Linked DNA regions of Homo sapiens: region 2 is linked to region 1. The links are chromatin contacts, found by Hi-C or POLR2A ChIA-PET in ENCODE. All regions are on one chromosome and are shown on one strand. Each heading gives the region's core, a stretch centred on a gene start or an enhancer-like site at or near the end of the contact. The rest is flanking DNA. Distances are from core to core; before and after follow the strand shown. Region 1 overlaps HIVEP3 (HIVEP zinc finger 3). Region 2 has its middle 44 kb from the start of FOXO6-AS1.

Evidence for each region. A loop is a pair of places that touch in the nucleus more often than their neighbours do. ChIA-PET counts read pairs that join two places held with the same protein, here RNA polymerase II (POLR2A). Pooled maps may share reads with other maps.
Region 2: a loop to region 1 is called in a map of PC-9, with 10 times the contacts of the local background. The contact joins two enhancer-like sites. A Hi-C loop is called at or near these places in 2 of 168 maps with a recorded cell type or tissue (PC-9 and sciatic nerve) and 4 of 50 pooled maps. POLR2A ChIA-PET finds 5 or more read pairs at or near these places in 3 of 52 experiments (GM12878, MCF 10A and PC-9).

The regions. Positions count from the first base shown.
Region 1 is chr1:41,511,781-41,518,048 of GRCh38, reverse strand. HIVEP3 (HIVEP zinc finger 3) reads left to right here. Exons shown (of 9, transcript NM_024503.5): 8 at 4,299-5,233. Among named protein-coding and RNA genes, the nearest start is that of EDN2, 30 kb to the right of the region's middle. RefSeq lists a silencer at 1,697-1,876 and an enhancer at 4,521-5,021. Within about 2 kb of position 2,893, at least 12 of the 41 ENCODE cell types and tissues checked have a DNase peak (open chromatin) inside an H3K27ac peak, as active enhancers do; they include PC-9, where a contact is called at or near this core.
Region 2 is chr1:41,416,363-41,422,630 of GRCh38, reverse strand. No RefSeq gene overlaps it. Among named protein-coding and RNA genes, the nearest start is that of FOXO6-AS1, 44 kb to the right of the region's middle. RefSeq lists an enhancer at 3,380-3,674 and a silencer at 3,380-3,674. Within about 2 kb of position 3,635, at least 16 of the 41 ENCODE cell types and tissues checked have a DNase peak (open chromatin) inside an H3K27ac peak, as active enhancers do; they include PC-9, where a contact is called at or near this core.

The DNA.
Region 1 (6,268 bases), core at 1,644-4,143:
CCCACTATGTGTCAGGCGGGTTCTAAATGCATGCCCTGAATTATCCCAGCCAACCCCTCATAGTGACACTGTGGGACACATACTCTCCGAAGCTCCACACCCACACTCCTGCCTACACACTCTGGCATGGGCCTGACACATGGGCCTTTTGGAGCTAGGAGAGTTTCAAAAAAGCCCAAACCAGACCTGACAGCCGCTTGTCACCTCCCAGCCCCATCCCCGTACACACCCCGGCCATGGTGGTCAATCCCCAGGAGGCATCTTAGAGTCAGTCTCTGAGAAGACAGGGCAGAGGAGTCGAAGCCAGTGGGTCTGGCTGAGCACTGCCCAGCCTCAGCAGTCAGGCAGGTGGCCAGAGGGGCTTTGGTGGTGGACGGCAGTCCCTCCAACAGAAGGAGGCTGGAGCCATCTCGCCAGCACCAAGCAAAGCAGGAAGCATACTGATTCCCTGAAATCAGCCCCAGGACTTAGAGTGTGACAGAGAGGAGTGTGTATGCACGCACTGTGTGTCTTGTTCTGTTTTTGTTTTTCCAATTTGGGGATGTATTTGTGGTCTTACAAAAAAGAGTTAAGTCATATTTCCTTTTAGGTGGAATAAGTCATTTTTATAGAGGAGAACACAGTGAACTTGGGGCTGTTCCCCCCCAAAGCTAGAATGGGGTTCACTATGCTTGTCAAGGATACACTGGGCCATATGCACATGTTGTCTCATTGAGTCCTCAAAACAGGTGGCAGAAACTTGTGTCACTCATGTTAAGTCAGGGAAGTCAAAGCTCAGACAGGTAAAAATAGCCCAAGGTCACACAAAAACCCTGGCTGCATGCCAGTCCACTGCCTGGTGGGCTGGACCAGGGGAGCCTGAACCTAAGCCAGAGCCCTCCCCTGAGGTCCCTGCCCTGCCCCAGCCTCATTTTCCCAGTGGAGCAAACGAGGATGCTCAGAGCCACTTTTCGGAGGACGAAATCCATGCATTCATTCCAGAAGTAATTACTGGGCACAGTCTCTGTGCCTGGCTCTGTTCTGGGTGCTGGGGGTTCCGCAATAAATAAAACAGCTCCTGCCCTCAGGCAGTCGGCATGGCAGGGGAGCTGGGCAAGGAACGATGGTGGAGTAGAGCAGGGGCCCTGCCTGTGAAGCCAAAGAGAAAGCAGAAGAGCCAAGTGAGGGCTGGGGCCCGTGGGGAGGGCCGCTGTGCTAGACAGGGCGGTGTGAGCAGAGAACCCACCCGGAGGAACCGGGGTCAGGAGCCACGTGGGGTCAGGGAGGAGCTCTCCTGCAGAGGGAGCAGCAGGTGTGGGGTCCCCGGGGGCCACGGCGCTTGGCCCGCGTGCTGGAGCCCGCTGGACGCGGGGGCAGCCGGTTCAGAGAGAGCTAGAGCCTGAGGGCTGAAGGGCATGGGGGGGTGCCCTGGAGCGGAGGAGAGAGGCAGGGCGTCCTCTGGCCTGTGCCGTGGGCGCGGGGAGCACGGGTGTGCTCAGGAGGTGGAAAAGCGGCGGGATTCTGGGGAGGTTCCGGAGGGAGAGCCCACAGGCTCAGATGACCCCATATGGGGCAGAAGAGAGGGGGAAGAACGAAAAGGAGCCATGGAGGACTCCAAGGATTACGGCCCAAGAGACTGAAGGATGGAGTTTCCACTTCCCGCGACGAGACAGATGCCGGGGGGAGCGGCAGGAGTTCGTGTCTGTGGGACGCGAGGTGGCGCGTGGGAGAACTGCCTGGAAGGAGCCAGGCGCCCCGGCCCTGCCCATGGTGCTGGCCAGGCTGGGCGCTAGCGCCACCGTGTGGCCTCTCCCAGCGGCGCCCGCCGCGCGCTCAAGCTCTCTCATTTGTGGAGCGTTGGCCTGGATCCCAGCAGGGGCGGGGCCGCCCAGCCAGGGGCATTCCCTCAGCGCCCTGCAGGAACGCAGATGTGGAGGCCCCGGCCAGCCCCGAGCTGGGCAGGGGACTCTTGGCTTCCAGCATTCATGCACTGAGTGCCCAGGACGGGCCATTACCCCCACTGGGTCTCAACTTCCACATTAGTAAAGAGGATCTTTAGGAGCCCTCCCTGCTGGACATCAGGAGACGCTGGTCCTGACTCTCCTTCACTCCTAACACTACCCCTGTGACCTTCATCTGCAAAATGCTGACAATCCCACCCCAGCTACCTGCCTGCTGAGACTGGGGGGACAGGGTATCATGGGATGACAGGAGCTGAAGTTTATTGGGTACTTACTGTGTGCCAGACCCTCACAGTCCTCTGAACAGCTTCCTAGAGTGCTTTTATTGCTACCCAGTTTACAGATGAGGAAACCAGACACACAGAAAGTAAAGTATCCAACGTCACACAGCAAGGAAGTGGTAGTGCTGAGATTCAAACCCGACCATTCCCTGCTTCTTAGTGCAGCACATCATTTTTAAACTGTCAGCGTAATAATGCAAGGGCTGTAAACCTTAGTTCTGACTCAGCCACCAGCTCTCACTGGGTCATCTGTGCCTGGATTTTGCTGTATGTAAATGAGGGGCAGGGCCAGGTGAACAGGTGTTGAATTAGGCCCCTCCCAAAGTCCTAGGCAAGGGAGGTAAATGCCTGGGGCATAACTACAAAGTTCACCCCCATCCCCAGCCCTGCTCTCATCCTAATCCTTCATTCCTCCTCTGGTCTCATCACCCTGCCTCTAGCCTCAGGGGCCTCCTTTTGCCTGCCAGCCCCAGCTCCACCCCATAGCTTTTGACCTACATCCGGCTGAATGCCCACTTTTGTCCACTTTGGACATCTGACTGCTGCATATTGAGTGACTTGGAAGTGCTAGTTCCGGGCTTTCTGGCCCCGGGGCAGCTGGGCATGGTTGAGAGCCAAAGCCTAGCTGCCCCAGCGGCCTGAGTCAGTTTCTGTGCCAGCCCTCCTGGTCAGGTGGGTGCAGTACTGATATGTGTGAGCGATGGGGCTGGCTGGCCAGCTCAACCCACCTGTCAGCAACCTCACTCTGCAGACCAGAAACAGGTTCCAATGGTCTAGTGATGGGCCAGCGAACAGGCCAGATGTTAGCGGAGCTCTCCCCAGCATCCGGATTGCTGTCCATTTCAGAGATGCCCAAACTAGACTCCTGACATGTTAGAGGTGACCCGACTGGTTGGGGTCATCCCAGAGGAATCAGACCAGGAGGCTAGTATTCCAGAGCCCTAACCCCCACTTTTAGACTCTATTCAATAACTCTGTCATTATTCTTATAGTCTGTTTAAGGAGTGCAAGTGACCTAAATGTCCAACAATATCTGAAACAAGTATCACAATTTTGTTTTTTGTTTACTCTTGTGAACAATTGCTTCCAAGTCACTCAACATGCAGCAGTCAGATGTCCAAAGTGGACAAAAGTGGGCATTCAGCCACATGTAGGTCGAAAACTATGGGGTGGAGCTGGGGCTGGCAGGCAATGGGAGGGCCCCGAGGCTAGAGGCAGCCTGGACTTCAAAAGGGCAGTGGCTCCTCAGATAAGAGCGTGGCTGGGATGGGGACCTGCTCTGCAGCCTGAGGCCAGCTTAGTCAAGCCGCCCACAGAGGCCAGAGTCCGCCACCTGCCAGATGCCATTGTGCCAGCCACCGGGAGCCTGGTCACCGTGGCAGATGTGTGTGTACACTGACCACGGATGGCTCTGTGCTGCTGGACCAGCCAGTGTGACTGCCCTGTCCTGGAATAACAGATTTCATCATTAATGTATTAATATGGTAGCTATAATTATTTTTAAGCCCTCAATATGTGCCAGGCCTTCATTTTAGTCCTCCTAGAAAACCTGGTGAGGTGAGACCATCACATTCATTCGACAAAGGGGGAGACCAAGCAGAGCAAGGTGGTAAGTTGCCCATGGTGAAGCCAGCACTGAGATGCTAGTGAAACAAACAAACAAACAAACAAACAAACAAAGACTGTCTTCTTTGCTATGGCTCAATCCCAGCCCTACTGCTGTCTTCCATGGGCAAGTTACTTACTTTCTCTTACCTCAGTTTCCTCATCTGTAACATGAGGATGAGAACAGTACCAGCTTCACAGGATTCTCTGAGGTCTAAATGAATAAATATACCTAAAGCTCTCAGAACTGAACATTGCACATTCTAGGCATAAGGGAATTATTGTTCATTATTATTTACAAAGCGCTCCCATATCTGTTACGTTTCTTGGTTGTCCCAACAATCTTGTGCCCTTGCGATGGCTATTTTGCCCAGTCAGCAGGCAAGGAAACTGGGGCTCAGAGAGGAGCAGCCGTGTGGGCAGTGGGGCCAAGGCCCAACTGTGACCTTGGGTCTTCTGTGTTTGCCCTCAGGAACCAGTGACGACCTGTTCCAGGACTCGGAAGGACGAGAGGGTTCAGAGGCTGTGGAGGAGCACCAGTTTTCGGACCTGGAGGACTCGGACTCAGACTCAGACCTGGACGAAGACGAGGATGAGGATGAGGAGGAGAGCCAGGATGAGCTGTCCAGACCATCCTCAGAGGCGCCCCCGCCTGGCCCACCACATGCACTGCGGGCAGACTCCTCACCCATCCTGGGCCCTCAGCCCCCAGATGCCCCCGCCTCTGGCACGGAGGCTACACGAGGCAGCTCGGTCTCGGAAGCTGAGCGCCTGACAGCCAGCAGCTGCTCCATGTCCAGCCAGAGCATGCCGGGCCTCCCCTGGCTGGGACCGGCCCCTCTGGGCTCTGTGGAGAAAGACACAGGCTCAGCCTTGAGCTACAAGCCTGTGTCCCCAAGAAGACCGTGGTCCCCAAGCAAAGAAGCAGGCAGCCGTCCACCACTAGCCCGCAAACACTCGCTAACCAAAAACGACTCATCTCCCCAGCGATGCTCCCCGGCCCGAGAACCACAGGCCTCAGCCCCAAGCCCACCTGGCCTGCACGTGGACCCAGGAAGGGGCATGGGCGCTCTCCCTTGTGGGTCTCCAAGACTTCAGCTGTCTCCTCTCACCCTCTGCCCCCTGGGAAGAGAACTGGCCCCTCGAGCACATGTGCTCTCCAAACTCGAGGGTACCACCGACCCAGGCCTCCCCAGATACTCGCCCACCAGGAGATGGTCTCCAGGTCAGGCCGAGTCACCACCACGGTCAGCGCCGCCAGGGAAGTGGGCCTTGGCTGGGCCGGGCAGCCCCTCAGCGGGGGAGCATGGCCCAGGCTTGGGGCTGGACCCACGGGTTCTCTTCCCGCCCGCGCCTCTACCTCACAAGCTCCTCAGCAGAAGCCCAGAGACCTGCGCCTCCCCGTGGGTGAGTTCCTGCCCCTGGTGGCTGGGCCGCTTCTCCCCTGTGGGTGCAGGGGTTGCAAGTTCACACCCTCCTGGGTATCACACCTGGAACTAAACAGCTCTGCCAGCTCAGTAGTTATTAATAATTTCGCAAACATTTATTAGGCACCTACTGTGCCATGCACCATGCTGGCTGCCCTAAATCAGCTGGCTTATTAAACTTTATTTTAGCCTCAGAAGCACAGAGCATGGACTCTGGAGTTCATGGGAAATGGGTTCTACCACGTATTAGTCCGTTCTTGTATTGCTATAAACAAATTCCTGAGACTGGGTAATTTATAATGAAAAGAGGTTGAATAGGCTCACAGTTCTTCAGGCTGTACAGGAAGCGTGGTGCCAGCATCTGCTCGGCTTCTGGGGAGGCCTCAAGCAGCTTTTACTCATGGCAGAAGGCAAAGCGGGAACAGGCATCTCACATGGCAGAGTGGAAGCAAGAGAGAGAGTTGGGGGAAAGGTGCCACACGCTCAAAATGCCAGATCTCATGAGAAATCACTATCTGGAGGACAGTATCAGGCCCTGAGGGATCCGTCCCCATGACCCAAACACCTCCCACCAGGCCCACCTCTAACACTGGGGTTTACAATTCAACACGAGATTTGGGCGGGGACAAATATCCAAACGATATCATATCACTTGCAAGGGGTGTGGCCTTGGATGAGGTTGTAAATACTCGTGCAATTCCCCATCCCCCACCCCATCCCCATCTGCCTGTGTTCTTTGAGCAGATGGCACAACTTAACCAAAACCATCACCATCTCCAATATCACTGTCACCAGTGCTCTCAGAGACACCACAACCAATATCATCCTTGTCAACCATCAGCACTATCCCCATGGCCAGCACCACCACTGTCACCATTGCACCAACACACCACTGCTGCCACCCCATGAGCACAGTCACCATCCCTGTCCCCTCAGCTGCCATGACCCCTCCACCGATAGCACCATCATTGTCAGCTGACCCCCTTCCGACACCTTCTCTGTCCCCGTGTTGCCA
Region 2 (6,268 bases), core at 2,386-4,885, 96 kb after region 1:
CCAGGACACCCTGCCACCACTTTGGGGCAAGAACCCCTCATCCTCAGCCCCGCCCTCCCTCTCCCCGTCCCTCAGCCACCTCCTCCACTTCCCCGCGCCTCCCTCCACACCTCCACGCCCCCAGGACCTGAGGCCTGACTTGGCCTTCTCCACCAACACCTGCCTTCATCCTGGGAGTTCCCTGGACCCCTGACGACCTGGCCAACCCCCTACTTCTCCCTCATCACCAACAACTCTCTCCCTCTTTTGTACTTGGCCCAGCCAACCCCACCCATGCCATGGCCTGGGTATCCTCACTCAGAACTACCTCCCCCACCCCATATCCTCCCAACCCCATATTGGCCTGTATCCATGGCCCTCCTTCACTTAGCCCTCCTTCGCTCTCTGACCTCATCACAGCACCTTCCTTCTCCTCCTGGGGGCACTTCCCTCCCTCTCCAACCTGGACCCCAAGGAGCCTTTCTATAGCGATAGTCTTGGGCACCCACCCTGCAAAAGTCTCCCTGCCACTCTGCAAAGATGCAACCATGGGATAAACCAGCCGGCCCTCCCCGAGGAGCCCATCTGTGCCCTGAGCCCTGGACTCCACCCTTCCCTCCTCCCATCTATCCCCCTTCTTCACCTTCTCTTTCCCTGCATCAAGAAACATGCTCTAGCCTGGGCAACAAAACGAGACTTCATCTCTACTAAAAATCAAAAACATTAGCCGGGCGTGGTGGCATATGCCTATAGTCCCAGCTGCCTGTAGTACCAGCTACTCAGGAGGCTGAGGCAGGAGGATCGCTTGAGCCCAGGAGATTGAGGCTGCATTGAGCCAAGATGGCACCACTGCACCTCAGCCTGGCTCAGGCACTCTCAGAACTTCGGGAGGCCGAGGTGGGCGGGATCAAGATCAGCCTGGTCGACATGATGAAACCTCATCTCTACTAAAAATACAAAAATTAGCTGGGCGTGGTGGCGGGTGCCTGTAATCCCAGCTACTTGGGAGGCTGAGGCAGGAGAGTCACTTGAACCTAGAGGCAGAGGTTGCAGTGAGCTGAGATGGCACCACTGCACTCCAGCCTGGGCGACAGAGCAAGACTCCCCATCTCAAAAAACAAACAAACAAGAAAAAAAAAAAAACCCTTCTGAAGCCCTACACTTGGCTCCAACCAGGACCCATCTTTCTTCCCCCTTCCCAGCAAAACATATTCCAGGGTTACCTTTATGACCAGTCTCACTCTTGCACCTGCCGTCTGCTTCCCAGGCCTGCTGCTGTCCACCCCGTATTCCACCAAAATGGTTCTTACTGAGTCACTCAACACATTGTTGTTAAATACAGGGAGTGCTTTTCCATTCTCACCCTGACCAAGAGGCAGACAGCCTGACAACAACCCTGTGAAGTAGGTACTGTGATTGATTATCCCCATTTTGTAGAAGGGATACTGAGGCACAAAGAGGGTAACCGATTTGCTTGAAGTGAAATAGCAGGTAAGCCTCAGAGCTTACCAGGCTCCCTCCCCTGAATATCCCAGAAGAACCTCAGACTTGCCACAACCAAAATGAGCTCACTGACTCTGCCCTGACCTTCTTATTCCTGGCCAAGCTGGGCTCTGGATCAGACAATTAGTAGCAGCTGGACCCTGGGCGATTGTATTTAATGCCTGTGAAGTGCTTAGCACAGAGCTCAACGCAGAAATGCTCAATGAAGGCCAGCTTCTATGTGTTGCTATGACACACACATATATACCCACACATATATACAAACATATACATACATGCATGCATGTACACATACACAGACAACCCAGGGCCTGGCCACGCAGCATGCTGGCCTTTTTATACTTTATCAATCAGAGCAGCATCGATTTATAGCCCTGTGTGTTTGGCATGAATGCACTATTTTTCAAAAGCCAAAATAAAACTCCAAGAAGCTGTAAAAACCCAGGAGTTTGGAAGATTCCCTGCAGGGTCAATTAGGGTGAATTAGAACCTACAGATGTGAATCTACCCAACCACATAATGGCAACTTGGGCAGTGCACCTCGGAATGCTAATGAAGGCGGCCGCTGATGGGGAGAGAGCCAGCCTGGCCTTCCCTCTGAGGCCTGCTGGGAGGGGGCAGGACCTTGCCCACCACTGGGCTGTGTGATTGGGACAAAGCTGGGCCTCACTCTGAGCAGCAGTTTCTTCCTCTGGAGATGGGGCTACTATGTACTACTCAGGAGGGGTAAGTTCAAGTCCTTAAGTGAGGACTTAAAATTCTGTGCGCCCCCATTTTCATCCCTCAGGCAAAGATCTCAGGACTTGTGATAGTGGTTACAGTCAACATTTGCTATGTATGACTGTCTCCATAAGACAGAGTCATGCTCCCCTTCTACTGACGGAACTCAAGAGTCCCTGCTTTGGACAAGGGAGACTGCAGGAAGCTGGATCCAGTCTCAGGTATCGCACCTAGGGATGGTTACAACTTTCCTCATTCTACAGATGGAGACGATACCTGACTCACAACACCCAGGATCGTAATCTCTCTACGCATGTGACCCAGGCCCAGCACCTCCCTATGTGGTGAGGTCACAGCTCTGCCCATGGCCCTGCCTGCTCCCTCAGTGCCAACCTGCCTAGGGAAGAACATAGATCTTAGATCCAGAAAGCCCAACTCTGCACGTACAGCTGAGCAACCAGGAACAAGCCTGCCCCCTCTCTCTGAGCCTCATTTTGCCTGTCTATAAAATGAGGATGATAACTCAGGTAAAACACACACACAGTGCCTGGCACAGAGTAAGTGCCCAACCAAGGTTAGACAGTTTAAAGATCCTCACGAGCCCTTCATGAGATAGGATCTATTACCCCCCATTCTGCAGATAAGTAAACTGAGACTCAGAGAGGTTTAGCAACTTGCCAAAGGTCACAGAGCTAAGCAGCAGAAGGAGCAGGAGCTGGGGCTCAAACCAGGTCGGCTTGTCTCCAAAGGGCTCAGGATGGAAGAGGAGTAGATGGGGCCCCAATCCTGTAGGCAAGAAAAGGAAGAGGGAGGGGTAGAGAAGGGAAGGAGGAGAGAAAACAGAAGGGAGGGCTGTCATTGGCAGAGGACGCCCTGGCAGAGGTGAGGCCAGGTGCAAGCAACTGCCTTAGGCAGAGGTTCAGACCCAACAGGCGCCAGTGGGGGCAGTGCCAGGCTGGCGGTGGACGCCCTCACCCTCGCTCTGTTCTCCAGTGACCTTGCCGGCTCAGCCTGTGCCACCAGCATCCCAATGAGGTTCTGCAGGCAGGAGTTTGGGGTGGCACTCCCACATGACAGGACTCAACAGGTCCTCCCCCTGCTAGGAACAGAGTCAGGGTTCTGCTCTCCTCCCCTGGTGGCCAAGTGCCCCCAGGAGCTCTATTTGGGGCCACAGAGGCAGGAGGTGGGCCTGAGCCCCGAGCAGCCAACAGCCTGAGATGGCCCCCAACCAACCCGGGAGACCTGGGGCACCTGGAGGGTGGGTGGGGCCCACCTACAGCTGCCAGGCTCCCTGCCATTGCCTACGGTCCCCGCCCATCTCTGACAGCTGGGAATTCCTTGGGCATGACAAAGTTGACCGGGCCGGGGCTGGGAGCCTGGCCTGGCAGCCTAGGCAGGGTTCCGGTTACAGCTCTGGATGCAAGCTGGCTGTGAGTCCATGGGCACGTCACTTCCCCTCCCTGGGACTCAGCCTCGCCATGGCCAGCGGTGGCAGTGCTGGCCTAGCTAAAATGACTTTCCAGTGCAGGAAATCTCAGAATCTGGATTCACAGAAGCCAGGGCTTGGAAGGAACCTCAGGCTGTGATTTCCTAATACTGGTGTGCAGCTGACAGTGTCAAAATTACCCTGGGAATGTGTGAAAATGTAGATCTAGGGGATCCCCTCCACCCCCAGCAGAGGAGTAGACTGCGGACCCAGGCACCTGCAGATTTGACAAAAAGCATCCCAGACCCACACTCTCGGAGGGCTTCTTGCCACTTCTGCAGAGGGGAGGCTCTTCCAGAGATGGGATGCCCCAGGATCCCTGAGCCTCCCCACATCTTTGCAGCTTCATCCCCTGGGGCTCCTCAGAAACCTAGAGCCGAGTTCCAGCTTTCACTCCCACCAGCAAACTTTCCGTAGAATTCTCTGCCAGCACCTCTCTGTCTAGGTCCTCTCCACCCAGGCCACAATTACTGGCCACTCCCACTTTCCCTCCCACCCAAAGCAGAAGGCTAGGTTTTTTTGTTTTCTTCTTTTTTAATTGAGGTAAGATTTGCATACAGTAAGGGGCACTATTTTGAAGTGAACAGCTCGATGTATTTCTACCTCTGAACCCTCCGGGTCACTACCCCCCAGGCTAAGCTCTAGACCGTTTCACTCACCCCAGGGAGCTCCCATCAAGACCCCTTGCCTTGCCTCCCACACTGTTCTGAGTCCATCACCATGGATGGGATGTGAGAGGCCTGTTTCTGGAGTGATCTGTGCTTTCAGCCCCTGGAATGCAGGCTCCATGAGGACAGGCTGTCCTACTCCTTGCATTGCCTGGCACCAGGCAGGTGCTGGGAAACTGTGGCCCCCTCCAGTGGCTCCCACTGGCTCCTAGACATTTCCCTTCCGCTTTCTCCCTCACACAGCTCAGACACTGACCCCAGCCACGCCCATATCCAAGCTCACACCCACCCTTGCCCCATGCATTTCCTCCAGCGGTGCTTCCCACTTAGGGTGGGGTGGCCCCTAGCTCCTACCCACTGTGGCCTCCCTCACCCCAGAACACTGCACTCATCGTGTTTTGTCTCCTATGCCCGTCCCACACTGCCTCACACATGCTGGGCTTGACAATCGCACTGCCATCCATTAGTCCTACCATACACCCTCATACTCACACATGTGACCATGGGACAGTCACTCCCCCTCTCTGGGTCTCAGTTTCACCATCTGTAAAGTGACACAATCAGGCTAAGTGCATTCTGTGAGCTCCTTTGGCTCTGAAAATAGCAAGTGTAAATACATATTTGTTAGACAAATAAATAGCCCCAAAGAATGGGTCTTCACTGATAGTGGGATTGTAGCATCTGCTGGAGTCATTTTAGAGGCAGAATTCCAAGTGTGGTGTCAAGAGTGCTGGCTGTGGAGCCAACTGCCTGGGTTAAAACCCTGGGTCTCAACTTTCCCATCTGTAAGATGGGGATAATAGTGGGGCAGGGTGAAGACGAAATAGGAGAGTGCACAGAAGCAGTTGTGGTGCAGAGAAGCCTGGCACTCACCTAGTGCACAGTAGAGTTTAGCTCCTACTGGCATTCCCAGGGCCCAGGGTCACTCAGCAAGCCCTGGAGTCCACACCCGCCCAGGACCAGAGGGCAGAGCAAAATGTGGCAGCAGTTTCTGCCGCATGCCACCAGAGGGCACCATGATGCAGCCAAGTGCGCCAAGGCCTCCCTGACTCACCCCAGGAAGACCACTCCTGAGGGAGGAGGGCAGTGCCAGCCAAAGCCTGCCGGCCAGAAGGACAAGGATGAGCCTCCATCCTCCAGAAGGGCTTCCACCACCACAGCCCTTTCTCCAGAAGATGCCCTACACCACCTCAGCCTGACATTCTGTCCATTTCTATCACAGCCTGTGATCCACAACAGCCTAGAGAACACGGATACTTCCTACCAAAGCCATTAGACCCATTTCACAGATGGGGAAACTGAGGCCCAAGAGAAGGCAAGATCAGCCCCAGGTCATGAGTGAATTTTTGTCTTCCTGTTCAGGCTGGCTTCCCTGCACACCCCCTAAGCATCCGTGGTATGACTCCCAACCGAGGCTGGGGTACCAGCACCTACGCTGCCTCCCTGGCTCCCTGAAGGCTGCAGGAGACAGGGGAAGCCACAAGTGTGAGGGTGGGGAGGCCTCAGCATAAGGGATGGAGAGAGCCAGGGGGGCGGGGGGCAGAGGGAGGCAGAGCAAAGCAACACGGGAAACAGGGCGGGGGCACGAGAGAGATGTGGGAGAGACATTCGGAAGAGACGGGTGGGACAGGAAGAGAGATAGACGGACAGACAGAGAAACCGAACCCTGAGGGAGAAGTGGGGGAGTGAGGGCGGCCGCAGGAGGCAGAGGAAGGGAGAAGGGAGAGCTCCCAGATGCAGGGAGCACACTAGGAAGAGAGATGGGGACAGACACAGAGAGACGGCTGGAAGGGGAAGAGGAAAACCCCTCCCCTCTCAGCCCCACAGCCCCCCACACCCCAGAAGCTTCACCCTTGGCTGGAGGAGGGGACCCTCTTTCCCTGTCCTGGGGGCTAAGCCCAGGCTTGGCACT